Regions from separate parts of the Mus musculus genome. Here region 2 is linked to region 1. A link is a loop called in an ENCODE intact Hi-C map of the cell type or tissue named here. Cell type or tissue: left cerebral cortex. All regions are shown on one strand. Links, peaks and the distances in the headings refer to the core of each region. The heading gives the core; the rest is flanking DNA.

The links. Hi-C counts contacts between places; a loop is a spot of excess contacts. Peaks named below come from ENCODE experiments on the same cell type or tissue, not always from the same donor. Only the 100,000 strongest peaks of a DNase experiment are listed, where the experiment ranks them.
Region 2: it touches region 1 in a loop (3-fold over the local background); 27 of 42 quality-filtered maps call a loop at or near these places.

What each region holds. Positions count from the first base shown.
Region 1 is chr17:80,284,668-80,300,824 of GRCm38, reverse strand. Dhx57 (DEAH (Asp-Glu-Ala-Asp/His) box polypeptide 57) reads left to right here and starts at 10,349. Exons shown (of 24, transcript NM_001163759.1): 1 at 10,349-10,769. Morn2 (MORN repeat containing 2) reads right to left here and starts at 10,613. Exons shown (of 5, transcript NM_194269.2): 1 at 10,488-10,613; 2 at 8,447-8,500; 3 at 6,249-6,355; 4 at 5,176-5,312; 5 at 3,349-3,571. The coding sequence starts at 5,312. The coding sequence ends at 3,469. In left cerebral cortex, for the core only: a CTCF peak has its summit at 9,484 (motif pointing left); DNase peaks (open chromatin) are centred at 9,479, 10,625, 11,128 and 11,658; H3K4me3 peaks cover 2,458 bases; H3K27ac peaks cover 1,226 bases.
Region 2 is chr17:80,553,304-80,569,460 of GRCm38, reverse strand. Cdkl4 (cyclin-dependent kinase-like 4) reads left to right here. Exons shown (of 10, transcript NM_001360143.1): 2 at 8,887-9,111; 3 at 13,033-13,154. The coding sequence starts at 8,944. Among named protein-coding and RNA genes, the nearest start is that of Cdkl4, 16 kb to the left of the region's middle. In left cerebral cortex, for the core only: CTCF peaks have their summits at 8,467, 10,170 (motif pointing right) and 11,817 (motif pointing left); DNase peaks (open chromatin) are centred at 5,531, 8,503 and 10,206; H3K4me3 peaks cover 251 bases.

The sequences.
Region 1 (16,157 bases), core at 5,032-13,031:
AATGGACAATTTTCTAGACAGATACCAAATACCTACGTTAAATCAGGATCAGATAAACCATCTAAACAGTTCCATAACCCCTAAAGAAATAGAAGCAGTCATTAAAAGTCTCTCAACCAAAAAAAATCTCAAGACCAGATAGGTTTAGGGCAGAATTCTTTCAGACCTTCAAGGAAGAACTAATACCAATATTCTTCAAACTATTCCACAAAATAGAAACAGAAGAAACACTACCCAATTAATTCTATGAAGCCACAGTTACACTGTGTATTCTCCGTTGTAGATGGATTGGTTTCTGTCTAACTAGGAACTTGTCACAATTTCCTTTCATAGAGGACTTCATAAGAGATTTTTTTCTACTTCTATCATGTTTAATGTTTCAAATAGATTTTAAAAACTGGTTGAGTACATATTACTTTTAGCTTTAGAAGATATCATGTATATTTAAGAGGAATTTAACTATTATAAATTATTTACATGACTTAAAAAAATGTCAATACTGAGTTGTATATTTTAAATAAATTTTATTAGCCTAATAAAAAAAAGAATTATTGTACCATCAACAGAGGGGGAGGGTTGGAGAAATGGCTCAATGGTTAAGAGCACTGACTGCTCTTCCAGAGGTCCTGAGTTCCATTCCCAACAACCACATGGTGGCTCACAACCATCTGTAATAGGATCCAATGCACTTTTCTGGTGTGTGTCTGAAGACAGTTACACATATAAATAAAAATAAATATTTTTAAAAAGAAGAAGAAGAAGTTGAAATAGATGTAAGGAGAAAATCAGGGCACTGCCCACATGCTGACCTTGGGCACACGGGCACACACACACACACACACACACACACACACACACCATGAGAACACATATACATGGACACACATTTAAGCAAATAGATGTAAAAAGAGAAAACAATGGACCAGGTGTAGTTACATATGCTTTTAGGCAGTGGATCTCTGTGACTTCAAGGCAGGCCTGGTCTACATGACAGATGTAGATGGGAAGATGGTTCAAAGATTAAGAGCACAGGTTGTTCTTGCAGAGGACTCAGGTTCGAATCACACCACCATTTGTGCCTCCATCCCAGTGGATCCAACACCAACCTCTGACCTCCACAGGAACTTCATGAATTTCATAGTGCACAGAGGTTCATTCAGGTAAAAAAAATTCATATATATATAAAGTAAGATAAAAAATTTAAAAGTTCCAGTTTAGCCAGGAATACATGTGATACCTGGTTTCAAAAGAAAAGAAAAATAAATAAGAAAGGCAGAGGAAGGGAGGAGAGAAAAGAAACAAGAAAAAAAAATATAATCAAATTAAAACCTGGACTAAGAACCTGAGTAGATGTTTTTCCAAAAAAAAGATACGAAAGGCCCCACGAGCTTGCAAACCTCAGTTCACAAAGCTCTGGGGAGGAAAAACCACAACCACAGCACGCTACCACCGTGTACATGTCAGCGTGGCTAGCAGCAACACTATTCCATATGCTAACAAAACTAAAACCAAACCAACCACACAGGACTGCTGTAAGTAAAGCTGGCACACAGAAGGTGGAGAGAGGACAATCGTGAGTTGAGGACAGCCTGGGTTATACATACAGTCGAGTGCCAAGCAGTCTTAGGCGGATCAACCAATTACTACCACGGTCAACAAGAAGAAAGACAATGTCATTAAGGATCTGCAAAAAGTCGAAGCCTCACATGATGTGAGTAGAAACACACTCACACGATGGAAAACCAGCATGGAGGGCCCTCAGAGACAAAAACAGACCTACTGTGTGATCCAGCACTCCTACTGGGTACTTATGCACATGAGTTGAAATCAGCATCTCTAACAGAAAATTCCAGTGAACATTTCTATGTTCACTGCAGCACAGTTCACAATAGCCAAGCTTAGATTGTCCAGCTTAGAGAAATACATATAATGTATACATATAATCTATACATATAGTGGAATACTGCTCAGCTTTTTATGAAGGGATTTTTGTAATATAACACAGCTGACCACTCAGGATATTATAAGAAGGGCCAGTCAAATGTTGCATCATTTCTATAAGGCATGTAAAATGTTCACGTTCGCCGGGCGTGGTGATGCACGCCTTTGATCCCAGCACTCGGGAGGCAGAGGCAGGCGGATTTCTGAGTTCGAGGCCAGCCTGGTCTACAGAGTGAGTTCCAGGACAGCCAGGGCTATACAGAGAAACCCTGTCTCAAAACAAACAAACAACAAAAAAAAGCCAACAACAACAAAAAAAAATGTTCACGTTCGTGGAACCAAAGACTAGATAGCGGTTGAAGCAGGAAATGTCAGTACTAATCTCTGTGTTGGGGGTCAGTCGGTCAAGCATAAATTCTGGGGACAAGCTGTACTACATGGCAGCTACAGTCAGCAACAATGTACTGCATTTAAGTTCTTGTTCAAAAGACAGCTTTCATGTTAAGTTTTACCACAACTGTAAACCAATCCAGTGGGGACCAACTGATTGCATAACTATAAAGGGTATCTCATGAAAAATGTTTTTCTTCCAAAATAAACCTGAAGGCACAAGCCGGAGGGAGGGGCTGACAAAAGTTGAGGTGCAGAGTTAGATAGTGACTTAGCCACCATTCGGACCGTACTGCTCCAATTTTAAAACATACATAAACTCTGAATTGATTCACACAATTTATTTAAAGTCATTTCCTAATGAAGATACAATTCAAGAGTCGGGGAAATGCCTTAGTGGGCAAAGTGCTTTCCCTGCAAATGTGAAGACCCTGATTCCCTCTCCAGGCGCGCTGGTACGTGCCTAACCTCCGTGCTCAGCTGGGGGTGAGCAGAGATGGGCGTTTCCTGGGGGCCACTGGCCAGCCAAATTAGCAGAAACAGTGAGCTCCAGGTTCACTGAGGAACAAATGAGGTGAAAAGATTGAATCTAGTGACCAAACACCTTTAATCCTAGCACTTGGTAAGAAGAAACAGGTAGATCTTTGTGAGTTTGAGGACAACCTGGTCTACACAGTGAGTTTTAGGCCAACCATGGCCATATAGTAAGACCATGTCTTTAAAAAAAAAAAAAAGTGAAAAGTGATTGAAAAGGACTTTTTTTTTCTTTTTCAAGATGTGTAGCCATGGCTGTCCTGCAACTCAGGAGATCTGCCTGCCTCTCCTGAGTGCTGAGATTAAAAGCATGTTCTAGCCTGAAAAAGGCATTTTATTATCAACTTCTGCCTTCCACATGTACCTGCATGAACAAGTACTCACACACAGACACACACACACACATGCATACAAGCACATGTGCACACACATGCACATAAACACACATGAGCTCACACACATACAATACATAATTCAAAAAGGTGTGGGTGCATGACAACTTTATTGGACTTACGGAAGAGGGCAGGTCACTTTAGCAGAAGGTTCAGTTGCTTTGCCTAAGGGGGGTTGCAGAGGCCACATCTCAGCGTTAAGGCAGCAGGTCTACATGTAGAGCTTTAGTTTCAGGCCGGGGGCAGCTGTGAAGTGGAAGTTACCACACCACTGCAGGCCTTGGGTGTCAGTGTATTCTCCCTCACCTTCTACCCTGCAAAAGTGAGAAGTGAGCTTGCTCGTTAGTCAGGACTGGTCATTCACAGTCTATGTGGATTCACAGACTACGTGGACTGCTATGCTGCGCTGCCTGTCTAGGGCTCTTTACCTTTCCATGTCACTTCCTATTAATCACCAGCGTTCTGCTTTCATACACTAGGAAGACACACTATTTCAAACACACACTGTCTAGATACAAATATTGGTGCTCATGGATTCAGCGTCAAATAAACTTAACTTTATATAAAACCAAGCAATCGGCTGAAACTTGAAACTTGTGTATTGGTTATCTGGATCGACTCAAACATTCATTTACTTAACAAATATTTCTTGGTCATCAGCTCCGTTTGAGGTGCTGTGCTTGGGTAGTGTTCTTTTGATCCCACTGTAGTGGTGGAAACACACTCACATATGAATAGGCTGTATCCCATAGGTTATCTTTTCCTCTCTTTATTAATATAAGTGAAAATGGTTTATGTGTCCTTGTTACAAAAATGGAGTCCTAGAAATGTATCACACTGACTGTATAACAATTAGATAGCATTTTCATTCTAGATTGTGAAAGGGATATTTATAAATAAATTTATTTTCCTTTTGAGGCAGGGTCTCCTGTAGTTCAGGTTGGCCTCAAACTTTTCGTGTAGCCAGGGGTGCCACTGAACTTCGGGCCTCCTACCCTTAACTCTCAGGGGCTAGGATTACAGGCATGAGCTGCGTGCTATGCCCGATTCTATGCGATGTAGGGTTTGAACCTAAGGTTTCATGTACACTAGACAAGCACTCTCAACTCAGCTGCATCCCCAGCCTCATAGTGACCTTTGGGCGGCTTGATATGGAGTAAGATCCAGCTTATAAAACTATGCTTATGCTTCATTCCCTTTTATATTTTCTGCAACCGTGTGCTCAGAAAGGGCAATAGTACGTGCATTTCTAGTTTTAGCATTCTCTAATTCAGGTCAGGATGAATTAACCACAGGAATTATTTTAGGTGAAAATTATTCTTGGACTAAATTTGTTCAAGAATCACACATTTTTCCACTCACCCTACACTAACAGAGACCACAGAGGCTGGGGTAGAAGCTTAATAGTCAGCCAGGCATGGTGGTGTGTACCTTTTTTGTTTTTGTTTTTTTTTTTTTTTTGGTCTTTTGAGACAGGGTTTCTCTGTGTAGCCTTGGCTGTCCTGGAACTCACTCTGTAGACCAGGCTGGCCTCGAACTCAGAAATCCACCTGCCTCTGCCTCCTGAGTGCTGGGATCAAAGGCGTGCACCACCACGCCCAGCGGTGGTGTGTACCTTTAATCCTAGCACTGGGAGGCATGAGGCAGGCGGATTTCTGAGTTCAAGGCAAGCCCAATCTACAGGGTGAGTTCAGGGACAGCCAGGGCTACACAGAGAAAGTCTAATCATCTTTACCAAAAATGATATTGCACTTTGGAAGGCTATAATGGTTACAGCCTCTCCTCTTACATTCCTCAGCCATTTATGGAGATCAAATATGCCATAAAGACTATTTAGCACTAATTAAATACACTACTTAACAAGCATGACTGAAGAGAATCTTTTAGAACTGTAATTATTCTTAAAATGTAACGTTACCTATTTTCATTGAAATTTCCAGTGTACTTTGCCCCAGTTGGGAATGTGTAAGTCCCCAGTCCATGAAACATGTTGTCCTTAAACTGTCCTTCATACACAGCGCCCGAAAAATGTTCAAGTCTTCCAAAGCCATTCATCTGATTGTGAGAAAGGAAATGCTCAGAACCCCGCCTACACTGCACCCACAAGCTTCTTAGGAACATCCTCATTAACTTTGTATCGCTTCCTGTTTCCACAAAGAGCAGACATGTCTATCCTTATCCCCCCCACTCCTCCCCCCCCCTCCCCCTCCTGTCTTTCTGAATCTGGGCTATCTGAACAGATGAGGGACCAAGGTGGTGATAATTAGAATCCTCAAGACACCAAAGTTCATCAGAAGTCTTAAAAAGCAACTGGTGTAGTCACTTCAGAAAACATTACACTGTCTTTGTGAATTTGGGGTATGCCAATGGCTCAGTAGGAAAAGTGTCTACTGCATAACATGAGGACCAGAGGTTAGATAAAAGGCTGGCGTGAGGCTGACTAGAAGGCTTGGGGAGCAAGAGTGACCCCAGAGACTCCTGCTGTGGATGGAGAGAGCCCTCTCCTGTAGGCCGTGGCACTCACACCTAATAGATATGATGATCTCTTAAATGTAGACCTAGGTATACATTCCCATGTTATCACCCACCATCTGTATAAGGAACCCGAGTCTGATTTATCTCATCCATAAAAAGGAGTTTTAATGGTACCTTTCTCATGAGGTTGTCAAGAAGATTAAATGGAAAAAAAATAATGTTTGGCTTTACTCAATGAATGGAAGCTGAGAAAGATAATAATATTACGTCTATTGATGAGATTAATATTATATGTAGAATAATAGACACTAAAACCATTTATCTTCATTACAGAATCTAGTTTGAACACAGGTCTTGCAACATAGCCCAGGAATCCGGGATCCTCATGCCTTAGCCTCCTACATAACCAGATTACAGCTGTGAGTCAATAAACTCCCTTTAATCAATGCACTTCTGACTGGTAATGAAATGCTTGGATCATTTACCCAGTACGAGAATTAAGGATGATAAGGATACCTTGTCATCTTTCCAGCTTCCTGTGTAGACAATCCCGTTCGGCGTGGTGTGCGTGCCTGTCCCGTTTCTCTCACAGATCCCAGAGGTAGTTCTTGTGCAGTCGCCATCTAGCGAGGAAGAAGCCCGCAGCTGTGACCCTGAGCTCTGAAATGGGGCTGGGGGCTTAGGTGGGTGGAACAGTTATGCTGAAGCCAACTCACAACTGCCCTGCACCCCAGTGGTGGGCTTTGGTTGGCCTTCGCTTTTCTGGCTTTCTAGGACTAAAACTAAAAGTCAGAGTGGATGACAGACACCACAGATTTTTAAGGTATCCTATCTAGGTATAATGGTTTTGATTTAAATGTCTATTCATCTGTTAGGATGTCTGCTACTTACATGGGATAATATACCAATAAAAGTGGATATTAGCTAAAAAAAAAAAATACAGGATACCCAGGATACAATCCACAGAACTCAAAAAGGTTAACAAGCCAAAGGGCCCAAGTGAGGATGCCTCAATTGGGAGGGAGAAGAAAGCAATCACAGAAGGAAGGAGGGAGGGAAGGACCTGGGTGAGAAAGGGGACAGGGAGGGGAAAGAGGGGAACATGATAAGCTATTGTGTGGGAGGAACAGGACTGAAGCCCTGAGGACCAGCAGAAGGGATGGGAACAGGCAACCTCTGGAGGTAGGAGATGGGGGACCCTCCAGAATGCACCAGAGACCTGGGAGGTGAAAGACTCTCAGGAAGCAAATGAAATGTTCTACAGTGGGGAGAGGGAACTTGTAGAACCCACCTCCAGGAGAAAGACAGAGCATCAAGTGAGGGTTGAGGTTACCATGCCACTGTCAAAACTGACCCATAATTGTTCCTGTCTGAAAGAACTGCAGGGACAAAAAATGGAGAAAAGCCTGAAAAAAAGGAGGTCCAAATTGGGATCCAGCTCAAGAGGAGGCCCCAAGGCCTGACACTATTACTGAGGCTATGGTGTGCTCACAAAAAGAGGCCTATCACAACTGCCCTCCAAAAGACCCAACAAGCAGCTGAAAAAGTCAGATGCAGATATTTGCACCCAACCAATGGACAGAAGCTGCTGACCCCTGTGGTTGAATTAAGGAAAAACTGGAAGAAGCTGAGGGGGAGGGTGACCCTGTAGGAGGACCAGCAATCTCAATTAACCTGAACCCTCAAGATCTCTCAGACACTGGACCACCAACCAGGCAGCATACACCAGCTGACATGAGGCCCCCAACACACATACAGCAGAGGACTGCCGGGTCTGAACTCAGTCAGAGAAGATGCACCTAACCCTCTAGAGACTGGCTGGCCCTAGGGAGTGGGGCGTTATGTTGAAGTGGGGTGTTTGTGTGTGGGTTGGGGACATCCACATGGAGATGGGGATGGGGGTTATGGGGGGCTATGGAACAGTCAGAGGGTGGACCAGGATGGGAACTGTAAAAAAAGATAAAATAAATTTAAAAAACAGGAGCATTGACTTGGGAGGTTACAGTTGATATGGGATAACTTTAGCTTGTCTTATTTTACCACTGGAAATATAATGTATGGGTAAAATAGTTCATAGCTCAGAAAGTTGTTTTTTCTCTGTACTTTAGGGCAAGTTTTAGTAGAAAAAGACAACAGAAAGTTGGACTCAAGATGTAAAATCAGGTAGACACGGCTCCTTCTTGGGAACAGTAGCATGTTTTGGAAACATGGAGTTGAAATGACTGCTGTCGTGAGAGTATACATGAGGTATTCCTGGCATTGTCACTAGTGGCCCTGCACAATGACAGCAGCTCAGCCTTCCTGTGTATATACTACTATAAATGTCATTTCAAAGCTTTGTTTCTGATGCATATTTGTTTTAGTTGTTATCATTGTTGTCTGTTGTTTGGTTGGGTTTTTGCAACATCATTGAGGGGAATTAACTATATGATCTGAACGTGTGAATTATGGGAAATTAGCTAGACAGCTTTCAGAGAAATAAGAAAGAGGAGAGTACTAGGTATTTAAAATAGCATCTATAATCGTAGAAACAACAAACATAGGAATTGGGTTATGATAGTGTTTTACAAGATAGCATTACTAGAAAGAAAAGTACTGTGATATTTCTAGAGAAAAATTTGAAAACTTTCAATTAAATTTTTCATAGAATTGAAAAAAAAAGGTTTTATAAAACAAATTTCCTATATGAAAAGATAATTAAGATGCATGCTTACCGTATGTGTCTCCATTTGGAAATATAAATTTGATCTTATATACTTCTGACGAAGCTTTAAGAGATTGAGGGAAATAAAGGTAAGTTTAAATAGTTTAATATCATGAGACCCACAGCACATGTGCTTTCAGCAGGATTCCGGTAAATTCTCTTCACACAGACACACTGGCATTTCTACTGGCTGGTGCAGAGTCCTGAGGAAATAAATTATCTTCCCTAGATGGCCTATTTTAATTTATTTTGTATGATTTTATTAGTACAAAGTTAACTTTTTTTTTTCAGTCAGGCAGTAGTGGATGCTTTAACAATGCTTATCAGATTACGAAATCTGCTCACAGTGCCCACTGCAGCTATGCTGTGCTCTCCCGGAGGCACGAGCGTCTTCTTTGGGTAGAAACAGATTCTACCTCAATGTCTCATTCTTACTTTTGACTAAAAGGATGAACCTATGTAGGCCATGCAGGCTAGTGTCCAACTCTGTAGATGGCCCCTCTGCAAAGTCTGTCTGACTTCTTCTCATCCTTAAACTCCTCTGGTTCCAGGACTAGGGGTCTTAGTAAAGCAATGCTTATGTGTAGTTAGTCACCTACACTAAAATAGGGACCATAGATCGATGAAATGTCCTCCCACCACCTGACTCGGTATTGAGTACAAACAGAAAATGCTTATCTAGGGAATGAATGGCTCTTGAGACAGAATCATTAAACGCCTACTAAGCAGGACACTACTAAACACAACTGATCATACAGGAAATGAAGCAGTCCTCAACCGCTCTTCAGATTTCCACGTTTGATGAGCATAGTCTTGTACGGCTTTATCTCGGGGAAATGTTTCCCCTTTTTGGTTTTCAGGGTTTTTTTTTTTTTGGTTTTGTTTGTTTGTTTGTTGTTTCGTGAGAGTGTAATACTTTGAACACTACTGAAAGGAATTCCTATCTAAAAGAGTGCACTTCTTTTACAGAGCTATGTCACACCAGCATTTGGCCCTCTGCTGAAAAAAGTAAAAAGAAGTCTCAAATGCCTTTTTCGCCCTCTAGTGTTACAAATGTGGGGGCAGCACTGTATCATGTGAGTGTAAAATATCTCCTACCTGCTGCATGATATGAATTGGTAGCTTTATCAAAGATGGTTCCAATATTACTCAGGATGTCTTCTTTACAGATGATTTAAAAGCTAATTATATGTCTATAATATACATACATATATATAATATACATATAATTATATATGTACAATACACACACATGTATGTATATGTGTATACTTATATACATATATATATTGTGCTGGTACCCTAATGGTCACAGACCTGTGCTGTTTCTAGTTGTTTGGTGGTGTTTTTCTGTTTGTTTGTTTTTAAGGCGAGGCTAGACGTCTACAATTTTGTTCAGATGACTACAGGACCTGAAAAAGCTGTTGTTATTACTGATGCATAACATACTATTATTGCTCTTTATACATATACATAGATATATATACATATATAAAAATATATACACATATATAAATATATACACATATAAACATATACCTATATTTAAAATAATATTAATATATTATATGTTAATATATATTATATAATATATTAAATATGTATATATATTAAACACACGTTTAATTTTTGAAAACTGTACTTGTGTTTTCAACCATGTTGAGTTGTCATTGTACCAAAATCAGCAGCCATATTAGTCTAGAAACATCAAGCTAATTTCTTTTCCATTTGTACAGGCTTACTTCACTGTATTACATAGGTAAAACCTTATCTGTGTGAGTTCGATTACAGAAACTAATATTCTCTAAATAAGGGGGTGACGTTTCCACATTCAAATTTCTGGATTATGTGAGTTAGCAGGAACCTCTGCCATTGATCTGGCACCGTAAAGGAAACAAATCCGGAGTGATAGGCACAGCGAACCCACAGACTCGGGGGCCCACGCTGTATCTCCGGATCCCCCGACGCCGGGCTGTCGGTGCCCCTCCACCCCAGAGTGGATGCTGCGGCTGGCTCCGGGTCCATCAGCTCCCGAGAGGAAGCGCACTCACTTGATGGAGACGTGAAGGACAGGCTTTCGCGACTCTGCGATTCCCCTAGGCTCGCCAGCTCGGCAGGCTGGAGGGAGCTGGGCTCTAGGACAGAGCGGGCCTCGGTTGCTGGGGCGACCGGGCGACCTCTCACCCGGAAGCAAAAGTGCAAGAAGCCAATCAGAAGACACCTGGGCGGGGCGGCTGCTGCGGGTGAGGTCCAAGAGGGAAGCTGAACCCAGCCCGGACCCCGACCCTGGGTGCCGCCTCCTGAGCTCCGCAGCCAGCAACGCTACGAGCCAGGTACGGCCTGACGTGGCATGTGCGGGGCCGCGCGGGTTCGGGGTTGCCAGGCCCGCCTGCCGCCTCCCCTCTCTAGTGATCACATCCGAGGACCATGCAGCCCCTATGGTCCTGCCTGTCAGCCCAGGGGCAGTGAACCTGGACCTGCAGAATCCTGGGGAACCCCGGGATCTGCAGTCGAGGTCGTCCACACCCACGGCTCCGAGCAAGGTTGAAAAGGAGGGGCGCCAGCCCCATTTCCTGTCTGTGGCTCGGTGGCGACCCGAGGGGCTGTTTGGGGAAAGGGTTGGAGAAGATGGATGTTGAAGAAAGGAACCTTGCATGACTAGGTATCTGAATGGAGCTGGGGGAATGTATAGTGGTCAGAGGTTTGCCTGGGAGGCAAGCGGTGTGGGTTCAGTTTTCATCACCTCAGCTTGACGATGCTGTACGTGGGAGCCAAACTTGGGTGTGAAACAAAGGATCCTTTTAGAGCCAAACTTGGATCCAGTGTCTATGGTAAAGAAAGATGAAATCTTAGCAGGCTACATAGATAGTGGGATTCCTCCCTGCGGACTAGATAACCTAATTTGTATTCTACAGAAAACGTCTGGGGAATGTGATATCGGATGCCGCTATAATCGGTAAATCTTGGTTCAGATTTTTGCGTGAAAATTACAGCTCAAGTTGAAAATGTAACCTTTTCTGGGTTGGTGTGAGGCAACTTGTTTTAAGTCAGTACAGAATCTTCTTGCCTTTTTTTTTTCCTCAGCCATTTCTCAATGTATGAATTGACCCCAGCTGGGTGGTTTGGGTGGTAAGATGTTTGATGTTTTCCTTTCTTCCTACGTAAAAAAAACAAAAAGACAAAAACCCGATATGCAGCTGGGCGTGGTAGTGCACGCCTTTGGAAACAGAGGCAGATGGATCTCTGTAAGTTTGAAGCCAACCTGGTCTACAAAGCGAGTTCCAGGGCAGCCAGTGCTATTTACACAGAGAAACCCTGTCTGGAAAGACATAAAGGTGGGGGGAGGGGGGTGGGAGAATGCGATTATTGAAAATTCAGTTTGTGCCATTCCTTCAGTCACATGTTAATCATTTCATGTCATTATGGTTTTGTGAGTGTATGTATATACTGCTGTCCTTTGGAGAGCTCGTGGTTGGGGCTCAGGATGTCTTGCCTAGTGGGGATCTAGGGTTAGAGAGTAGTTAAAATAATTGAGGGGTGTTGTTTGTTAGTTTGTTTTTGTTTTCTAAGACAGTTTCTCTGTGTAGCCCTGGCTGGCTTGGAACTCACTCTGTGGACCAGGCTGGCTTCCAACTCACAGATCCACCTGCCTCTAAAGGTGTCTGCCACCACTGCTTGGCAAGTTTTACACTTTAAATTGAAAGAGGACATTATTTGTGTTTTTGTTTGGTTTCTCTATGGTGTTTGGCCACTTGTGGGGAGGGGGGGTCCCACTCACCTAGGAGAAACTGTCTTTCCTGATTCTAGCTAATGACCCACCCACCAGGGAATCTGCCATTCGTATAAAAACTAACCAGTCTTGGATTCAAATCTCAAACCACCACCTTTATCTACCACTCACAATGCAGCTAATACTGAAGTCAGGTACCACAGCAAAGAAGAATCAGTTACCAAAACATTTGTTGAAAGCTTTACTTAAACACACACACACACACACACACACACACACACACACACACGGCATTCCACCAAAGCCAGAGTAGCCTATTTAGTATAAATGTTCTGCTCTGTTTACACAAACCAACAGTAAAACTTCTGAGGAGCTAGCATTCTATCTCAAAGTCTCCCTGACACAGGCACTTCCTCCTGCCCCTCATAGCCACAGCCAATGGAGTTTCGATGTAAACACCCTATGTCTTCCTCCCCACCATTTTTAAGACACTGCATTTCTTTTCTCTAACCTGAACGACTGTAATAGTTGCCCAACTGAAACTATTATTTCCTTCTGTGCACTCTGGCCTCATCCCAGCACCTGGCCCAGGGCGCTAATTGATGTTCCGAGCTTGAAACCTTCGCATCTGTCATTGCTGCTGCTTGGATGTTCTCTTCACAAGTATTTCATGGCTCACTTTCTCCACCTATTCATATATCCACTCATAGGTTATTGAGTGAGGCATTCAGCAACTACTCTGTAATAGCCTTGTTCTCTTAAATAATTTTTTTTGTTAGAACCTTTTTATCTTTTTTTTTCCATTTTTTATTAGGTATTTAGCTCATTTACATTTCCAATGCTATACCAAAATTCCCCCATACCCACCCACCCCCACTCCCCTACCCACCCACTTCCCCTTTTTGGCCCTGGCATTCCCCTGTACTGGGGCATATAAAGTTTGCGTGTCCAATGGGCCTCTCTTTCCAGTGATGGCCGACTAGGCCATCTTTTGATACATATGCAGCTAGAGTCAAGAGCTCCGGGGTACTGGTTAGTTCATAATGTTGTTCCACCTATAGGGTTGCAGATCCCTTTAGCTCCTTGGGTTCTTTCTCTAGCTCCTCCATTGGGAGCCCTGTGATCCATCCATTAGCTGACTGTGAGCATCCACTTCTGTGTTTGCTAGGCCCCGGCATAGTCTCACAAGAGACAGCTACATCTGGGTCCTTTCGATAAAATCTTGCTGGTGTATGCAATGGCGTCAGCGTTTGGATGCTGATTACGGGATGGATCTCTGGATATGGCAGTCTCTACATGGTCCATCCTTTCATCTCAGCTCCAAACTTTGTCTCTGTAACTCCTTCCATGGGTGTTTTGTTCCCAATTCTAAGGAGGGGCATAGTGTCCACACTTCAGTCTTCATTCTTCTTGAGTTTCATGTGTTTAGCAAATTGTATCTTATATCTTGGGAATCCTAGGTTTGGGGCTAATATCCACTTATCAGTGAGTACATATTGTGTGAGTTCCTTTGTGAATGTGTTACCTCACTCAGGATGATGCCCTCCAGGTCCATCCATTTGTCTAGGAATTTCATAAATTCATTCTTTTTAATAGCTGAGTAGTACTCCATTGTGTAGATGTACCACATTTTCTGTATCCATTCCTCTGTTGAGGGGCTTAAATCATTTTTATATTTTTTGAAATAATAATTTCATCTCCCCTGCATCCTTTTCCTCCCTCCAACCCTCCTTTGTACCTCCCTCGCTTTCTCTTGTATCCATGGTCTCCTTTTATGAGTGTTACATACGTACATGTGTGTGTGTGTGTGTGTGTGTGTGTATATATATATATATATATATATATATGTATATATATATACAGACATATACACACACATATATACATATATGTGTGTATATATGTATATATATATATATATATATATATATATATATATATATATACTCCTAAACACATAAATAGCCTGCTCAGTCTGTATAATGCTGTTTGTATGTATATGATCCTAGAGCTGACCACTTGGTTTTGAATAAACAGTTGAGTGGCTCTTCCCTGAGGAAAACCCTTTCTCCCATTCTCAGCATTCTATAACTGCATATAGTTCCTCATCTATCTAGGTTTGAGGCTCTGAGCTTTCCCCTTTCTATGTTAGCATTCCATTGGTGTCCTTGTTCAGATCTTACCTAGGCAAACGTATTGATGAGCCTTCTCAGGTAGCCTCTTTGACATCTCTTGGAGACAGACCAGTCTCACAGTAAACTTCCAGTTCCTCTCACTCTCACAATCCCTTTGGTTTTTTTTGTTTGTTTGTTTGTTTGTTTTTTTCCATTTTTTATTAGGTATTTAGCTCATTTACATTTCCAATGCTATACCAAAAGTCCCCCATACCCACCCACCCCCACTCCCCTACCCACCCACTTCCCCTTTTTGGCCCTGGCGTTCCCCTGTACTGGGGCATATAAAGTTTGCGTGTCCAATGGGCCTCTCTTTCCAGTGATGGCCGACTAGGCCATCTTTTGATACATATGCAGCTAGAGTCAAGAGCTCCGGGGTACTGGTTAGTTCATAATGTTGTTCCACCTATAGGGTTGCAGATCCCTTTAGCTCCTTGGGTTCTTTCTCTAGCTCCTCCATTGGGAGCCCTGTGATCCATCCATTAGCTGACTGTGAGCATCCACTTCTGTGTTTGCTAGGCCCCGGCATAGTCTCACAAGAGACAGCTACATCTGGGTCCTTTCGATAAAATCTTGCTAGTGTATGCAATGGTGTCAGCGTTTGGATGCTGATTATGGGGTGGATCCCTGGATATGGCAGTCTCTACATGGTCCATCCTTTCATCTCAGCTCCAAACTTTGTCTCTGTAACTCCTTCCATGGGTGTTTTGTTCCCAATTCTAAGGAGGGGCATAGTGTCCACACTTCAGTCTTCATTCTTCTTGAGTTTCATGTGTTTAGCAAATTGTATCTTATATCTTGGGTATCCTAGGTTTGGGGCTAATATCCACTTATCAGTGAGTACATATTGTGTGAGTTCCTTTGTGAATGTGTTACCTCACTCAGGATGATGCCCTCCAGGTCCATCCATTTTGCTAGGAATTTCATAAATTCATTCTTTTTAATAGCTGAGTAGTACTCCATTGTGTAGATGTACCACATTTTCTGTATCCATTCCTCTGTTGAGGGGCATCTGGGTTCTTTCCAGCTTCTGGCTATTATAAATAAGGCTGCTATGAACATAGTGGAGCATGTGTCCTTCTTACCAGTTGGGGCATCTTCTGGATATATGCCCAGGAGAGGTATTGCTGGATCCTTCGGTAGTACTATGTCCAATTTTCTGAGGAACCGCCAGACGGATTTCCAGAGTGGTTGTACAAGCCTGCAATCCCACCAACAATGGAGGAGTGTTCCTCTTTCTCCACATCCACGCCAGCATCTGCTGTCACCTGAATTTTTGATCTTAGCCATTCTGACTGGTGTGAGGTGGAATCTCAGGGTTGTTTTGATTTGCATTTCCCTGATGATTAAGGATGTTGAACATTTTTTCAGGTGCTTCTCTGCCATTCGGTATTCCTCAGGTGAGAATTCTTTGTTCAGTTCTGAGCCCCATTCTTTAATGGGGTTATTTGATTTTCTGAAGTCCACCTTTGTAATGTCCCTGATCTAAGGTTCAGCAGTTGTGTTTGTGGGTGAGTCATTTGGGACTAGACACCACACAATCTCTGTTCTCAGCGTTTTGATCAGTTGTGAATTTCTGCAGTGGTCGGGTCTGTTGTACAGAGAGGTTTCTTTGATGAGGGGTGAGAACTGATAGATTTCAGAGCTCAAAGTAGAGTGACAGGCGGCAGAAAGGGACCAGAGGCTGACCTCAGCAGGTGAAACCGTTCATTTCAAACCTCAAAGACAGACACTCTTTCACAAGAAAGGGGTGCCTGTTGGAGGAAAGGGAATACTTGGAGTCTCGAGAGAGGCTTGGGACTGAGGAAGTTAATGTA
Region 2 (16,157 bases), core at 5,290-13,289, 270 kb before region 1:
ACGTTAGAAGTATGCACTACCATGCATTCAAACCCAGACCTTCAACCATGCTAGGCAAGCAATTCTACCAACTGAGTCCCACATGCGCCCCTAGTGTGTCCTTTTATGTATCAAATAAGGGTAGATTATTTCTCTCTCCATTGAGATAATCTATGAGTGAGAAAGATTGAATATCATTTACTGTCTTAAGTGCATATTTATTTGTAACATGAGAAGCTTTATGTGGTTAGTGCTTTATAAAAAAGAGAAGAAGCCGGGCATGGTGGTGCACGCCTTTAATCCCAGCACTCGGGATGCAGAGGCAGGCGGATTTCTGAGTTTGAGGCTGGCCTGGTCTACAGAGTGAGTTCCAGAACAGCCAGGGCTACACAGAGAAACTGTCTCAAAAAACCAAGAGAGAGACAGAGAGAGAGAGAGAGAGAGAGAGAGAGAGAGGCAATGATATGTTTAGTAGAGGTGTCAAGTATGGTGACATGGAAGGGGGTGCCTCTGTGGGCCCATACTGAGGCATCCCTTCCCCCTGAGGGACCAGCTATAGATGGATATAGTATGGAATAGTTTATTTAGGGCATGAGAAGGGGAGTTGGGAAGGGAGTAGAGACAGAGAGAGGTGGGGAGAGGGGGAGGGGGAGAGAAGAGGAGAAGGAGAGAGGAAGATAGGCTAGCCAGAAACACATGGAGAGAGGTGGGGAGGGGAATGGGTAGAGAAGGACAGAGAGGGAAGAGAGTGAGAGGGTAAGAGAGAGAGGAGGGGCAAGCTGCCTCTTTTATAGTAAGCCAGGCATACTTTGGATGTTGCCAAGTAACTGTGGGGCGGAGCCTAAAAGGAATGCTAACATCCCTCCATTTTGGTTTAATTTAAAGGGGAGGAGGGCACTAGAAAGAGGAGATGGTGCAGCAGCAATAGGGTCACCGTGATTTTTATACTTCCTGCTGACTTGGGGTGATATGTCTCTGGGAAACCTAAGAAAATGGGCATGGGGATGTTGGTCCAGTCTTTGGCTGTTTCTTTGCTGTCCAGGGTCTGTGGGGCCATCTGTGGGTAGGAAGACTGCAGCATCTGTGGGCTGCTTCTTTGGAGTTGTCCTGGATGTAGATTTTGAGTAAACTCCTGGACTTGACAAAATGCTCACACACACACATACACACACACACACACACACACACACACACACACACACACATTTGGGGGGAAAGGTTTTTATCTTAGAGCCCTTAGGGCCTTGGTGGTTGGGGTGAGGGGAGTCCCAATCCCAGGGCACAGGACAGGAATCTGACCCTCTGGAATAGGTAGCAAGTGGGAACTTGTCGCATCCACCCTCGACCAGCAAGAACCACACGACCACCAGTTCTTCTATCAGCAGTTTATTCAGCCATTTTCAGTCTTCATCTCCCTCGAACCCCGGGCCTCTCACTCTTATAAACTCTCAGCTCCCATCCACTCACGGCAGGCCACGTCACCTCACCAGGCACGCGGCTTCAGCCAATCAGGGCGGCAGGGGCACGTCTCCACCAAATATGGACTTGTTTACACCACCAGCTCTGCATCTGGTGGGCGCCATCTTTAAGGTACGGCTCGGGCAGCCTAAAGGGGAGGTTTCAGCCTCCTACATCTCCCCCTATTTTACTTTTGTTTTTGTAACATCTACTTTTAACACGATTTGTAACTCTACCAATTGGGGTGTTCCAGGTTGATATTGCCTAAGAACCAGTTGTTGAGATTCAATAAGATAGGCTCCACATCCAGTTTTGGACCCATCTGTAAACACATTCACCACTCCTGAAATGGGCCTTTTCTGCACTATCTTAGGAAACACAACAGCATGAGCTTTATAAAAGGCAACCAATGAATGTTTAGTGTAATGATTGTCTATTATGCCATTAAAGCTGCAAAACAGAATGGCTCACTCATCCACTGTGGCTGCCAAAACTTTCTGCTGATGACTATCATAGGGAATAATCAACATGCCCGGCTGACATCTAAAATGTTGCAAACATTGTTGAATTCCCATCAACGCCAAATTTGCTACCGTAGTAGGATAATGTTCCACGGTCTTACCCATGGATATTCTTGGATGAATCCAGAGCAAAGGTCCTTCCTGCCAAACTAAGCCAGTGGGCTGCATTTCTGTTTGCAGTATCAAAAGATTGATGGGCACTCCCTCCTTACATCTCATTAATTGTGCTTTACTCGGCTCCTTTTCTACAATGGACAAGGCTTGTCTAGCCTCAGGGGTCAGACTCCTCACTGAATTTAAATCTGGATCTCCTTCCAATATCTTAAACAAGGGCTTTAATACAACATTAGGTATCTTTAGATATGGCTTAATCCAATTAATATCTCCCAATAATCTCTGAAAATCATTAAGAGTATGTAAAGTATCTAACCTTAACTGAACCTTTTGTGGCTGCACCCCAGTAAGAGAAATCTTGGCACCCAAATAGGAAACTACTTGATCTTGTTGAACCTTTCCAGGTGCTATATACAGCTTCCACCTTTGTAACTCTTTCACCAAGGCAGTATAGGCTGAATGAAGATATTCTTCTGTTTTTGCTGTCAAGAGGATATCATCCATATAATGCGTGCAACGCAATTTGGGAAAGGCTTTTCTAATTGGCTCTATGGCTTGACTAACATATAACTGGCACATGGTGGGACTATTAGCCATGCCTTGGGGCAACACAATCCACTCATATCTTCCATCGGGCTCCTCATGGTTACATGATGGAAGAGTAAAGGCAAAATGCTCACTATCCTGGGCACAAAGTGGAATAGAAAAGAAACAATCTTTAATATCTATCACTATAAGGGGCCAATCCTAGGGCAAAGCTGACAACAATGGCAAGCCTCTTTGTATGGATCCCATAACCTGCATCTGTGCATTGATGGCTCAAAGATCATGCAACAATCTCCATTTGCCTGACTTCTTTTTTATTACAAAAATAGGTGAGTTCCATGGTGAAACAGAGAGACAAATATGGCCTAATTGAAGTTGCTCTTCAATCAGACTTTTGGCTGCCTGTAATTTTTCCTTAGACAAGGGCCACTGAGGTACCCACACTGGGTCCCTCTTATTCCAGGTTATGGGAATGCCTTCCTCAGTGGCCCCTAGGAAAAACCCAGGCCTTCAGTATTAATTTTCTTCTTTTGTATTATGAGGGACTTTCTTCCTTGTAAATATTTCCCTAACCCATAGGAAGGGAGCCACCCCATATCCTGCATCAGATGTCGAGAAGTAGGTGAAGATTCATTGGTAAGTCTCAAGCCTAAATCTTTTAATAGATCTCTTCCCCATAAAGAAATGGGGAGCTCCAGCACGTAAGGCTGAATTTCCCCTGAATGGCCCTCAGCATCTTTCCATTTCAGATTCCATGCACTCATATCCGGAGCTTTTGCATACCCTAGGCCTCACAGCATCTGATTAGAACTTTGCACTGGCCATCCCTAGGGCCAATCCTTCTGTGCTATGATGCTGTGATCAGCTCCAGTATCTAGGAGCCCTAGGATGGCCTTGCCATCCACCTTCAACTCCAGAACTGGACGCTGGTCCATCTGGAGAGAGAGACATGTCAGGTCTACGTCCGAGGCACCAAACCCTCCTTTTCCTCTTTGTTTACCAGCGGAGGGGAAGCGCCCATGAAGGCTAGGTAAAAGGACAATTTGAGCTACTCAATCCCCAGGGGAGATGTACACAATACCTCGTGGTGATGAGACCATAACCATAACTACCCCTTGATAATCAGGGTCAATAACTCCTGGATGGACAATGAGCCCACGTAAGGCAGACGAGGAGCGGCCAAATAACAATCCTACAGTGTCCTCTTGTAGAGGACCTTTAAAATCTGTCTCAATCACCTGTGTGCCCATCTGGGGAGTCAATACGATTCTGGTGGTAGAGCAGAGGTCCAATCCTGCTAAACCTTCAGTGGCTTTCCGCGGTTGCGGGGATGTCTCAGTGTTGGCCGGGTCTCCTCCGCCCCCTGGGAGTTGTCCACTGCCCCATATATTTGCGGGCCCTGGGAGCGAGGGCCCCGCTGTCCTTTTCTTGGCCGCGCACCTCCATATCCAGGAGTAAGAGGCTGGCCATGGATGTCTTTGACTGATCTGCATTCACTAGCCCAGTGATTCCCTTTCCTGCACTTTGGACACAACCCAGGGGGGGCGAGTTCTGCTTCCCCCAGAGCCCCTTTCTTTTTCAGGGCAATTCCTCTTCAAGTGTCCATGCTTGCCACACCTAAAGCAAGCTCCGGGAGGCACATCCCTCTTCCTCTTTTGCAACTGCATGACAGCTGCGGCAAGACCAGCGTTGGTCAATGGCCCACCAAGCTCTTGGCAAACCTTCATCCATGCCTCGATACCCTTGCTTTTTAAAGGCGTAATGGCAGCCCTACACTCTCGGGTACATTGTTCATAAACCAACTGCCTTATCAAGGGCATTACTTCGAAATCTAGAGGCTCATGATATCTCTGCCCTGCTTGGTCAGTGAAAATAGGACATCCCAGCAAGGAGGATCTAACCTCTCTCCAAACCTCCGGACAGAAGGTCCACCCATAGGCTGCTGCTGAGGAGGCATAGGGAGGGTGCTCCGAAGCTAATTTGTCTTCCTCCTCCACCTCGGCTCTTTTGTTTTGTCCTTTCTGTCCACCAGATGGCACTGTGTGTCCTTTCTTATTCTTACTTCCCTTTTCCTTCAACTTCTCCTTTTTTAGCTCAGTCAAGTCAGGGTACAATTTGGTTTTCTCCACACTCTTTGCTAACCGCTCCAGTTCCTCTTCTGTTTCACTTTCTGAGCTGCTTGACAATGTCTCAACCTTCTCAGATTTTAATGACCTCTCCTCTTTCAACTGCTCCAGAACTTGCTGGCTAGCTTCTAGCGCCTTGCAACAGCGTTCATCATCCAAACAGCTCCTTACCATCTTCCACACTGCCCTCATGCCTCCCTTCAATATCCCCTGCTCCCAGGCAACATCTAAGTCCCTACCTAGCTTCTCCCAGCTAGCGACTGTGAGGTTGCCTGAGACGGCGAACCAAGGCGCGATGGCATCACACTCATCAAGAAACTTTTCTGTGGTTTTTCTTTGAATTTTTAAACCTCTGGACTTAAGGAGCTCCTGAAGAGCTGAAGAAATCGGATGTGATGAGGACGCTCCCATGGTTTCACTTTTACTTTGTGCCTGCTTCCTGGCAACTTTATATTCACCTCTGTTTTATCTGAGGTCCTTCCCAAAATTCCTGGGGTCGTAAGTTTCACTTACCGTGAACTTACCGTGCCGGCAAACACTGACTGCTGAAAGTTCTGAACTCTTTGGTGGGGAAGTCGGTTCTCTGTACGGGCCACCATTTGTCGCATCCACCCTCGACCAGCAAGAACCACACGACCACCAGTTCTTCTATCAGCAGTTTATTCAGCCATTTTCAGTCTTCATCTCCCTCGAACCCCGGGCCTCTCACTCTTATATACTCTCAGCCCCCATCCACTCACGGCAGGCCACGTCACCTCACCAGGTACATGGCTTCAGCCAATCAGGGCGGCAGGGGCACGTCTCCACCGAATATGGACTTGTTTACACCACCAGCTCTGCATCTGGCAGGCGCCATCTTTAAGGTGCAGCTCGGGCAGCCTAAAGGGGAGGCTACAGCCTCCTACAGGAACTTAGTGATTGGCAGGTGTACTTACCTGGATAGAGTCTGTTTGATCCACGAGAGGTCGATCTGAGTGGGTTTCCTGGAGATTGTAAGTTTACAGGAGAGATAAGTATGTTAACTGCATGAAGAGTCTTTTAGATGAGCCCAGGAAGACAAAAGCCCTTCATGGAACAGAAATCATAATGAGAAACAATTTTAAGTTTACATTTAAAAGACAAAGGAAACTTAAAACCTTGATAATAGATGATCATATAGATTTAAGAAATACCTTAAATCTATAATGAGAAGATAGCCAAAGGAAATCTATATTTGTGTAACTATGATAGCTGATAGTTTAGATGTAGCACAAGAAACATTTTAAGTTTATAGTTAAAAGACAATCAAAGGAAACTTAAAATTTGAACCTGTGATTATAAAAGTTGGATCATATACTGGAATGTTTTATTAGAGTTAGGCTAATTTATAAGAACTCTATTAATGTTAGGACAGTGGCATAACAAGGGAAAGGAATTCGAAACAGTCCCTGGAAGCTGAGTTTAGGTAAGGAAGTAACAGAAGGTTATGTCTGTGAAAGCTCGCATCTGAACTTGTGTATCCTTTATCATCAAGTCCATGAGTTAGGCAAATCTGTCTAACCAGCTAATAGGGTGGTGGATCACCCTGGGGGAAGGAGCTAGAGGTCTGTTTCTAACTGTCAAGCTGCAGTTAGCTTAGCCGTCAATGTAGTTAGGAGTCTGGGAAGAATACTTTACAATCTAGATGCCCTTAATTAAAATGACAGAGGTTGGTTAATGTCCACTATCTAAGCAGTTCCCAGGCCCCTGTGGTCTCCATAGCAACTTGAGTCAGTCTGACTCTCAGGCCCAGAAGATGAGAGGCTTTTCCCGTGGAGTAGGAATGTGGGAGAAGTGACTCACCTTGTCTTAGCCGGTAGGAGACATTTAGCTCTCTGGGTGTCCGCTGTTCGTCCATGGTGTAGGCCAAGCCCTGGCAGCAGAAAGGCAATGGAGCAGTGTTACTCAGTGGTTATCATACCACAATCCAGGTAGAATCTTGTCGCTGTGCCTGTATCTTCTTGGAGACCTTGGCGGGTAAACTGTCAGGATTTGGGGGGAAGGGGCTCTTCTATCATATTGAGCTTAGACATTTAATGTTTCATTTAGCAGATTTCTGACAAGATTGAGAGCCTAGTATCTATTAAGCATGTCTGAGTTAGACAAGGAATGGTAACCGTTAGCTCTTCTACCAAGACCTAAACAGAGCAGTTCTTTAAATTTTGTTATGCCATTGTACTGGCTGGTTTTGTGTCAACTTGACACAGCTGGAGTTATCACAGAGAAAGGAGCTTCAGTTGAGGAAATGCCTCCATGAGATCCAGCTGTAAGGCATTTTCTCAATTAGTGATCAAGGGTAAAAGGTCCCTTGTGGGTGGGACCATCTCTGGGCTGGTGGTCTTGGTACTATAAGAGAGCAGGCTGAGCAAGCCAGGGGAAGCAAGCCAGTAAAGAACATCCCTCCATGGCCTCTGCATCAGCTCCTGCTTCCTGACCTGCTTGAGTTCCAGTCCTGACTTCCTTTGGTGATGAACAGCAGTATGGAAGTGTAAGCTGAATAAACCCTTTCCTCCCCAATTTGCTTCTTGGTCATGATGTTTGTGCAGGAATAGAAACCCTGACTAAGACAGCCATGAATTAACTCAGAGGCAGGGCAGGCAGTGTGGTGATTTCAGATGTGCAGTGTGGAACCCAGAAGACCGATTGTAATTCTGCACTTGCTTCACTGCGTTTCAATTTTCTTACCTGTACAACTGGATCAAGCAGCCCTAGCATACTATATGTAAATAAGCACTGCTGTTTCAGGGTGAGCTCCTACAGTTATTAGATTATACATACAAGATTCCACTGGGTAAAGAGGTGGACTTTCTGAGGCTCATTACAAACTTTTATAATGTTAATTCCTACCCTGATTTGATTAATCATTTTGGTATTATTTCTCATCGAATGTTTAATCTAGCCACAATTATAAACATAAAACAGTGCAAAAAAATAATAAAAATGAGATCTAGTATTTTCTAAGAAGTCCTGTGGATATGGAACGACTGCAGGGAAATTAGAAAATTTGACCTTTTTGTTGTATTATAATTTGTTTGTTTAGGGGTGGTCTAAGAATTGGTCACCCTAATACAAATAAAAGCTAAGAACAAGAGTGCCTTGCCAGGTGGTGGCAGTGCACAGGAGGCAGAGGCAGGTGGAGGTCTGAGTTCAAGGCCAGTCTGGTCTACAGAGCAAGTTTCAGGACAACTAGGGCTACACAGAGAAACTGTCTCAAAAAACCAAATAAACAAAATGAAAGAAAGAGAGAGAGAAAGAAAGAAAGAAAGAAAGAAAGAAAGAAAGAGAGAAAGAGAGAAAGAAAAGAAAGAGAAAGAGAGAAGAAAGAGAAAGGATAACCGTGCCTTGACCAGCAGGATGGAACAGATTATAAAGGCACTTGCCAGGCAAGTTTTACAACCTTGGTCACATCCTCAGGACCACGTGGTAAGAAAGGACCGGTACACACAAGCTGTCCTCTGACTACCACACTCTAGCTGTCACACACACACACACACACACACACACACACAATCTCACATCCGTTCCAAATTTACCGCCTTCTACACAGACATATACACCTCAGATTTATATCATATCCATACACATCTCATATATCTCATATACACAACAACAACAACAACAACAACCAGAATAAATGGAATCCAAACATTTTAAGGAAATAGTGTCCTGAGAAAAGCCGCCTTGTTCAGCGACCATGGTTTTCCCTCTCCTCTCCACCAGGTGGGGACGTTGAGCTTTGTAGTCTGCCTTGTTGCGCAATTCTTCCCCTTCACGGTGGGGTTCCGGTGAGCTAGCTAAGAAGGCAAACACCTTCCTTATTCAAGGGTATGAAAGTCCAGCCCCCTTAGCTGCATTTTACAGCCCTGTATTTTAATCATTTACTCCAGGTAATAAAAACAATAAATCGGACAAGGCTTGGTTGTGTTAACTAAATGTGGTCAGCACAGAGCCACTGTCAGAAATGACCCCAGAAGACTAGAGAGCTGTGCTAACAAAATACCATTGAGAGTTCACTTCTACTGCACACAAAAAAGCAAACATTAAAGTGTGGAAATAAACCTTGGGCCACCCAGGCAAACCATCCTGTATCCGCTTGATTAAGAAAAGTCGTTCTTATTTTCCAGGTGCAACGCTGAACTTCAAGTCGACCGGTACACTAAAATTAAGTCGCTGTAACTAAAATGGAAAAGTATGAAAAGCTAGCTAAGATCGGAGAAGGGTCTTATGGCGTTGTATTCAAGTGCAGAAACAAATCTTCTGGACAAGTAGTAGCGATCAAAAAATTCGTGGAATCTGAAGATGATCGTGTCGTTAGGAAAATAGCCCTGCGGGAAATCCGTATGCTGAAGGTAGGTCCGTCCCGCTCTGCAGGCGGCATCTGCACTCTGAAGATGCTGCGTGAGGCAGGCACACTAAAACGAGTGAGAAGAGACAGGGTTTCTCTGTGCAGCCGTGGCTGTCCTGGAACTCACTCTGTAGAGCAGGCTGGCCTCGAACTCAGAAATCCGCCTGCCTCTGCCCCCCAAGTGCTGGGATTAAAGGCGTGCGCCACCACTGCCAGGCGACAAGTCCGACTTAACTCCTGGGGTTCAGCCACTTTGGGAAGCATTGTTGGACTTTGGCTTCTGACTTTAACTGGATGTGTGAGTAGGGGGTTAAAACATGGAAGCATTGGCCTTCAGTACACCACATCCTGATTTGGAAACATCCACCCAAGTGTCCTGACCCCACTATTTACCAGATGCCTGCCTTGTCTTCTGGACATTGCCCCCACACACTTTTCCAACCAACCAGCAGAACTACAGGAGCACTTCCCTTCCCGGCAGAGAGGGGGCCCCCAGTACCGGTGGAGGTATCAACAGGACCTGCCTGTGCCTAAGAATCACCCAGCCACCTTCATGGTTTTTACATTGTTTCCTTTTGTTGCCATTGTCTTTGATGGAACTCCATGTAGAAGTTTCATGTGTTCCCAATGGAAATGTTTGCCCAGCCTAAAAATCCTTACATTTTTTAAAAGAACTTTCAGGCCTGGGGTGTGCTTCTCCAATGCGAACATCCGTGGAACCCCTAAATCTACTGAAATACAGAGTTTAGAGGTAGAGGGATCTGGGATGGGTTCCAAAGTGTCTCATTTTTAACAAGCTCCCAGGGGTGGAGACACCACTAATGGGTGAACACACGTTCATTAGCAAGACCCTACAGTTTGAAGAGCACACAGTCACTTTCTAAGTATCTCATATTATTTTTAATGGACTTTCGGCTTGTAAATGTGAAGAACAATTAGATTGTTTCTACTTTTCAAGTATCATATGCATAAGTTTTCCCCATCAGTTGCAGTTTTATTTAAAATAGAATTTGATTTAAAAAAAAAAAAAAAGTTCGATCTTAATACTTGGTCGGCAGAGGGCGCTAGTGACATTGTTGGGTCCGGCGGACATTGTTGGGCAAAGCTGCAGGATCTAAGACCAAAAAAAGCTGCTAACTTAACCTTCTCCCGCGCCCTCTCTGGTCTTTAGATAAATCTAATACTTAGATTATTGCTTGCAGGTTTACCTTCTAATTTAAAACAGCCCAAATCTAAGGGTGAACCTAAGACGCAAAGTAGCCCAAGCTTCGTCCCCTCCGCCAGGCTCAGAACCTTCTTTCCTGCCTCTTGCTGTTGCTCCCTTGCTAGCTGGGAACACATCCTCCTTTATGTTCCTCACACTCTCCTCCTATTTAACTTGGATTGGCCTTTCCTTCACACTACCCTTTACACCCCAGGCAACCACAGCACCGGCTAAGTCAAGGTCATTTGCTAAGGAGCTGTGAATCGCTGGCCGGCCCCTGGACAGTTTGGCCAGGTTACACTCGGGCACCGCGTGGAGCTGCAGCGTCTGGAAATCCCTTGTCCACCTGGCAGGGAAACGGTCCAGCTTCCAACCCGTGGTTTTGCTAGAGCTCTCTTGCAGCGCGTGTCTTGTGAAAGTACCCCTGTCGCCCTTTGACCTTCGGCTCTTTCAGTCCTGGACATACACAGAATGCAGATTGACCCGGGGCTCTGGACACATTTCCTTCCTAGTTAGAATAGATTCTCATTTCCCCAACTATTGGGCAGCAGCTGTCAGGTGATTTTGTTGTTGTTGTTGTGTGTAGGAAAATTGATCTGTTTGCTAGATATACAAGGGAAAGGAGTTACAAACAGGTGAGGTCATATGTCCTGGTTTTTGCCCTAGCTTCCCATGTAGCTAATACCCCACCACTCTCAGAGGTGAGCTACTGTGAACCCTAAACTATCTGGTCTCTCTCGGCAGAGGCAGAGTAGCCATGTTAGCTAGCTTGACTACAGCTGTTCTGGTTTCTGCCTGTTACACTGACTTCTACACTAAGATTTTTTAGTAACCCAGGGGATAGGTTATCAAACTTCATTAGCATTTTACTTTTGGTTTACAATATTGAACAAGGGGCTGGGGAAATGGCTCAGCAGCTAAGAGAGGACCTGGGTTTAGTTCCACAACTATCTAAAGTCTAATTCCAGGTGATCTGATGCCTTCTGACCTCTCTGGGCACCAGGCACATACATACATACATACATACATACATACATGCAAAACATTTATTCATATAAAACATTTAAAATATATATATGGATATAATATTATATTGCACAGAAAAACGAAAAAGAAAGAAGAAAATATAAAAGACTGCTTTCTGAACCATTTCCACATGTCAATAGAAGCCACAAATAAAACCTCCGTACATCAGAGCAAGCAGCAGCCTCAACCAGAGGACAGAGCCCAGTGAAAAGCATATCTAAATGCATGAGCCTGGGAGAGTCCTAAGATAAGAGGTGCAACAGAAACTTAGGGGCTGAGAGCGGACACTAGAAACCAGACTGCACTCCAGTCCAAGCCACCACTGACATAAGTCGATGGTAAGGGGACTGGGGAGATGGGCTCAGCTTAAGAACTCACGCTGCTCTTGCAGACCACCCTTTGCTCCCCAGCACCCAGACAGGGTGGCCCACAACTCCTCTAACTCTAGCTCCAGGGGATCTGGTGCCCTCTTCTGGACACTGCGGGCACTCACATGTGTGTGCACATGCACATACAACATACAATTAAAAATAAAATAAGCCTGTTTTTTTTTTTTTGGCCATGATAATGTGTAAAGTATGTAAACACTGATCATTTTATAGCCTTTTGCATAATGACTCAGTCCTTCATTTACGTTATACATTGTGTGTTCCTAGTTCTTGTACACTGCACGGTGCCTACACATGAACACGTTGCTTACACTTGGCCCTCACCAGGGGGATTTAAACAGTTTAGCTACTATCACTACTTACTTGTTACAGATCTTCAATTCATTCCACATTGAAGCTGATGGCTCGAAGAACGAGCAATTGATCTTAAACACCATAACAAAATTCTGTATGAGAGAATGGAGAAACCGCTCAGCCAGTAAAAGCCCCTGCTGTACAAACCTCAGGGGCCCCAGTTCAGATCCTCAGCACCTATGTCAAACACTGTGCTAAATGGCATGTGTCTGCAACCCCTGGTCTGGAAGGCAGAGGCAGGAGGATTCCTAGGACTTGCTGGACCCCGCCCATCTCACTGAGTTGGTAGGAGCCACATGTCAGTGAGAGACCTTGTCTCAAAGATTAAAGGGAGAGCAGAGACAAGATTGCTCAGCAGGTAGATGCTTGCAGCCAAATCTGACAATCTGAGTTCAATGCCCGGGACTTAAGTGATAGAAGGAACCAGTCCCCGCAAGTTGTCATCTGACCCTCACACAGGTGACATTGCACATCCATGAGTGTGCATATGCCCATGCACTCAGACACACATATATTAATTAATTAGTAATAAAATGTTAAAGGGGAGAGCAATTAAGAACACCTGATTAGCCGGGCATGGTAGCGCACGCCTTTAATCCCAGCACTCGGGAGGCAGAGGCAGGCGGATTTCTGAGTTCGAGGCCAGCCTGGTCTACAGAGTGAGTTCCAGGACAGCCAGGGCTACACAGAGAAACCCTGTCTCAGAAAAAGAAAAAAAAAAAAAAGGAACACCTGATGTCAACCTCTAGGCTCCATACACACATGCACACACACACATATGTGCACCCTCGCACATATGCACATACGCCAACACACAATAAAAGAAAAAAAAAAACCCTTCTGCCCAGGAGCTAGAATGATAAAGGGGCGTGTCCTCCTAGCATCAGAGCATATCTGGGACAGCTGTGAACGGAACCGCATCACTAACCTGTGCACTTCACTTCTTCTGCAGCAGTTGAAACACCCAAACCTCGTGAACCTCATCGAGGTGTTCAGAAGAAAGAGAAAGATGCATCTAGTTTTTGAGTACTGTGATCACACACTGTTAAACGAGCTGGAGAGAAACCCAAACGGGTAAGTGATCCAGAACCTGGAGTTCTTTGGCCAGTTCTCTTTCATTCTGTGTGTAGCCCCAAAAGGATCCCAGCCCCAGCCTCCCAGCCCCACCCCAACCCCCGCTACCAACCCCCAGCTTCACGTAGGATGTGCTCAAAGGGTAATGGCTTTTAACCTAAAGTGTAAGCAGAAGAAACAGGAAGCCAGTATAAACCCCAGTGTAGCTTGGTGGGAAAGCATACACAGGGTGGTCTGACCTCAAGGAGCGACCATAATTCAGTGCGAGGAAATCCAATCATATGGCCCACCAGCAAGTCAACACGTAAGAGCACCCACTGGGGCTGGAGCGGCAGCTCTCTGGTCAAGAACAGCAAGTCCTGCTCTTGCAGAGGCCCCAGGTTCGGTTCCCAGCACCCATGTGGTGGCTCACAGCCATCTGTCACTCCGGTTCCGGGGGATCTGGTGCCCTTTGCTGGCCTTCCTGCATACGTTGCAGACATACATGTAGGTGAACAGTCAGACACAATAAATAATAAATAACTCTTTAAAAGAGACAACTACAGGGGCTGAAGAGATGGCTCAGCAGTTAAGAGCACTGACTGCTCTTCCAGAGGTCCTGAGTTCCAGTCCCAGCAACCACATGGTGGCTCACAACCATCTGTGATGGGATCTGATGCCCTCTTCTGGTGTGCATGAGGACAGTGACAGTGTACTCGTATAAAATAAATAAGTAAGTCTTTTTAAAGAACGCAACTACATATCTGACTGAAATGATTAAAAGATTTTATTGAAATGAGCATGTTTCTAGATGGAAATACCTACTATGAGAGTATAAACATGTTGTCTCATCGGGTTTTTTTTTTGTAGCACAGAATTCTAACTAGAGCACAAATCGGATATTTTTTAAACTTGAAAAGTGAGAGCCAAGAAATTTCTTAAAGAAGGAAGGAAAAAACAGGGTTTAAATACAGAAGTTTTGGCAATTGCTTTCTTTAAAAAATAAAGCCATGACTAAAACTGAAAAAGAATTTCAATAAACTATTATCACCATTAATAATTTTTCAAATAGTGTAAGATGAGTGCTGTGGTATACCAGAGGCTGAGACGGGATGATTGCAAGTTGGCGATTAACCTGAGCAACTTAGTCAAGACCCGGTCTCAAATATATTCGAAAGGGTTAGGGGTGTAGCTCAGTGGTACAGAGGTTGCCTGGCGTGTGCAAGGCACAGGGGTTCCATCTGAAGCCACCACAAACAAAATAGGTATGCAGGCCTCTCCACCTAGACAGGGTGTAACTAGGTAGATCATTTGGCAGTGAGTATGAACATTTAGAAAGCTGTTGTCACACTTAAACGCAAAACTCCACTTAGAAAAGATATACAGCAAGGTATTTTTCCCATAAGGGCAAAATTATACATATTCTGAAAGATATTTAGAGCAGAGAAGATTGGGAGTGACCTGATTTTCCAGTAGTAAACAACTGCTGAGCTGAGACATGGCTGTCCCTCGACAAGTCCATCCCTACCTCCTTTTGGCAGTTTATTTTCTTTCCTTTAACCCCGTGGAAAGCGCACGCCCTTAACCTCAGTGCTGGGAAAGTAGTCAGCAGATCCCGGAAGCTGGCACTTTAGCTACTGTAGCTAAACCAGGGAGTTCCCGGTCTAATGAGAAACCCTGTCTCACAATAACAATAGGTTTGGAGAGATGATTCCGCTATTTAGAACACGTACAGCTCTTCCAGATCTGAGTTGGATTCCCAGGTATTCACGACAGGTGGTTCATCACTGACTATGACAACAGTTCCAGGGAATTTGACACCTCTAGCCTCCAAGGGTACACTTGAATTTACACACACACACACACATACACACATGCACACCTGAAAAATTAAAGTTATTTTGTTAAAATTGAAATAGAAAATATTGAAAATAAAATAAATCATTAAAAGTAATAATTAGGTGGATAGAAGAAGATCCCAAGAAACCAACCTCTGGAATTCAACACACACGTACACACATGTATGCACATACAGAAATACCTATACATGCATCTCTTTCACACACACACATGCACGCACAAACACACAGCACACACACGTATGCACATACCCAAATACCTATACATGCATCTCTCTCTCCCCCTCTCCCTCTCCCTCTCTCTCTCTCTCTCTCCCTCTCCCTCTCCCTCTCCCTCTCCCCCTCTCTCTCTCTTGCACACGTGCACGCGAGCACACACACACATACACACACGCGCGCGCGAATTTGTAAGGTCAGAGTCATCTTCAGGTGACTAAAATAGCAGTTTCTGAGCTGGGTAGCTCGAGACACCTGGATTTTAGCTTCAAGCTTTTCGCTGTTGCTTTTAGTATTTGTCTCTACACTCTCCCGAAGGATAATACCTAAACACCACGTATCCACCGATTTCTACAGAGGGCGCTATTTCACTCTATAATGCTTTGAAAACTGCTGCCTGCGGCAGAACAGCATTGGCGTGCTCTCTCTCCGGTCTGGACGTGGCGTGTCTATCTACGGTCACTACAGTTCCATCTCCTCTGTAAGATCAATGTGATTCATCCCTAACGCATATCATCCTCCCAGCAGTGGACCCTGCCTCCTGGGCATCTGAGCCAAGTGAGCAGAACCATGCCGCCCCAGTAAGAAAGCTTTGCGTATCCTATTGACGACCGATACTCCCATTGAACTAGCTCTGCTTGGTTTCTCGTTAACAACGTTAGCAGTCAGGGTTCTGAAACATTTCTGACCCCTCATACCTGCCTTGTTTCCTAGGTCTCCTCACCTGGAGTCTCCGAGTACCTATCCAGAATCCTATGTCTGTTGATATAGTAGCCTAGTGCTGGCGCCTGTTCCCTGAAGGTGGAAGCCACCCCTCCCCCCACTACTCTCGCCGGCTCTGTTGTCTGGGTTGCTCAATCGATTGTTGCTCAATCGATTGGCTTCCTAGTCCATTTCTCCACATTTACCTCCTAGCACTGTATCACTTCTTGCTTGATTCTTTCGAGGG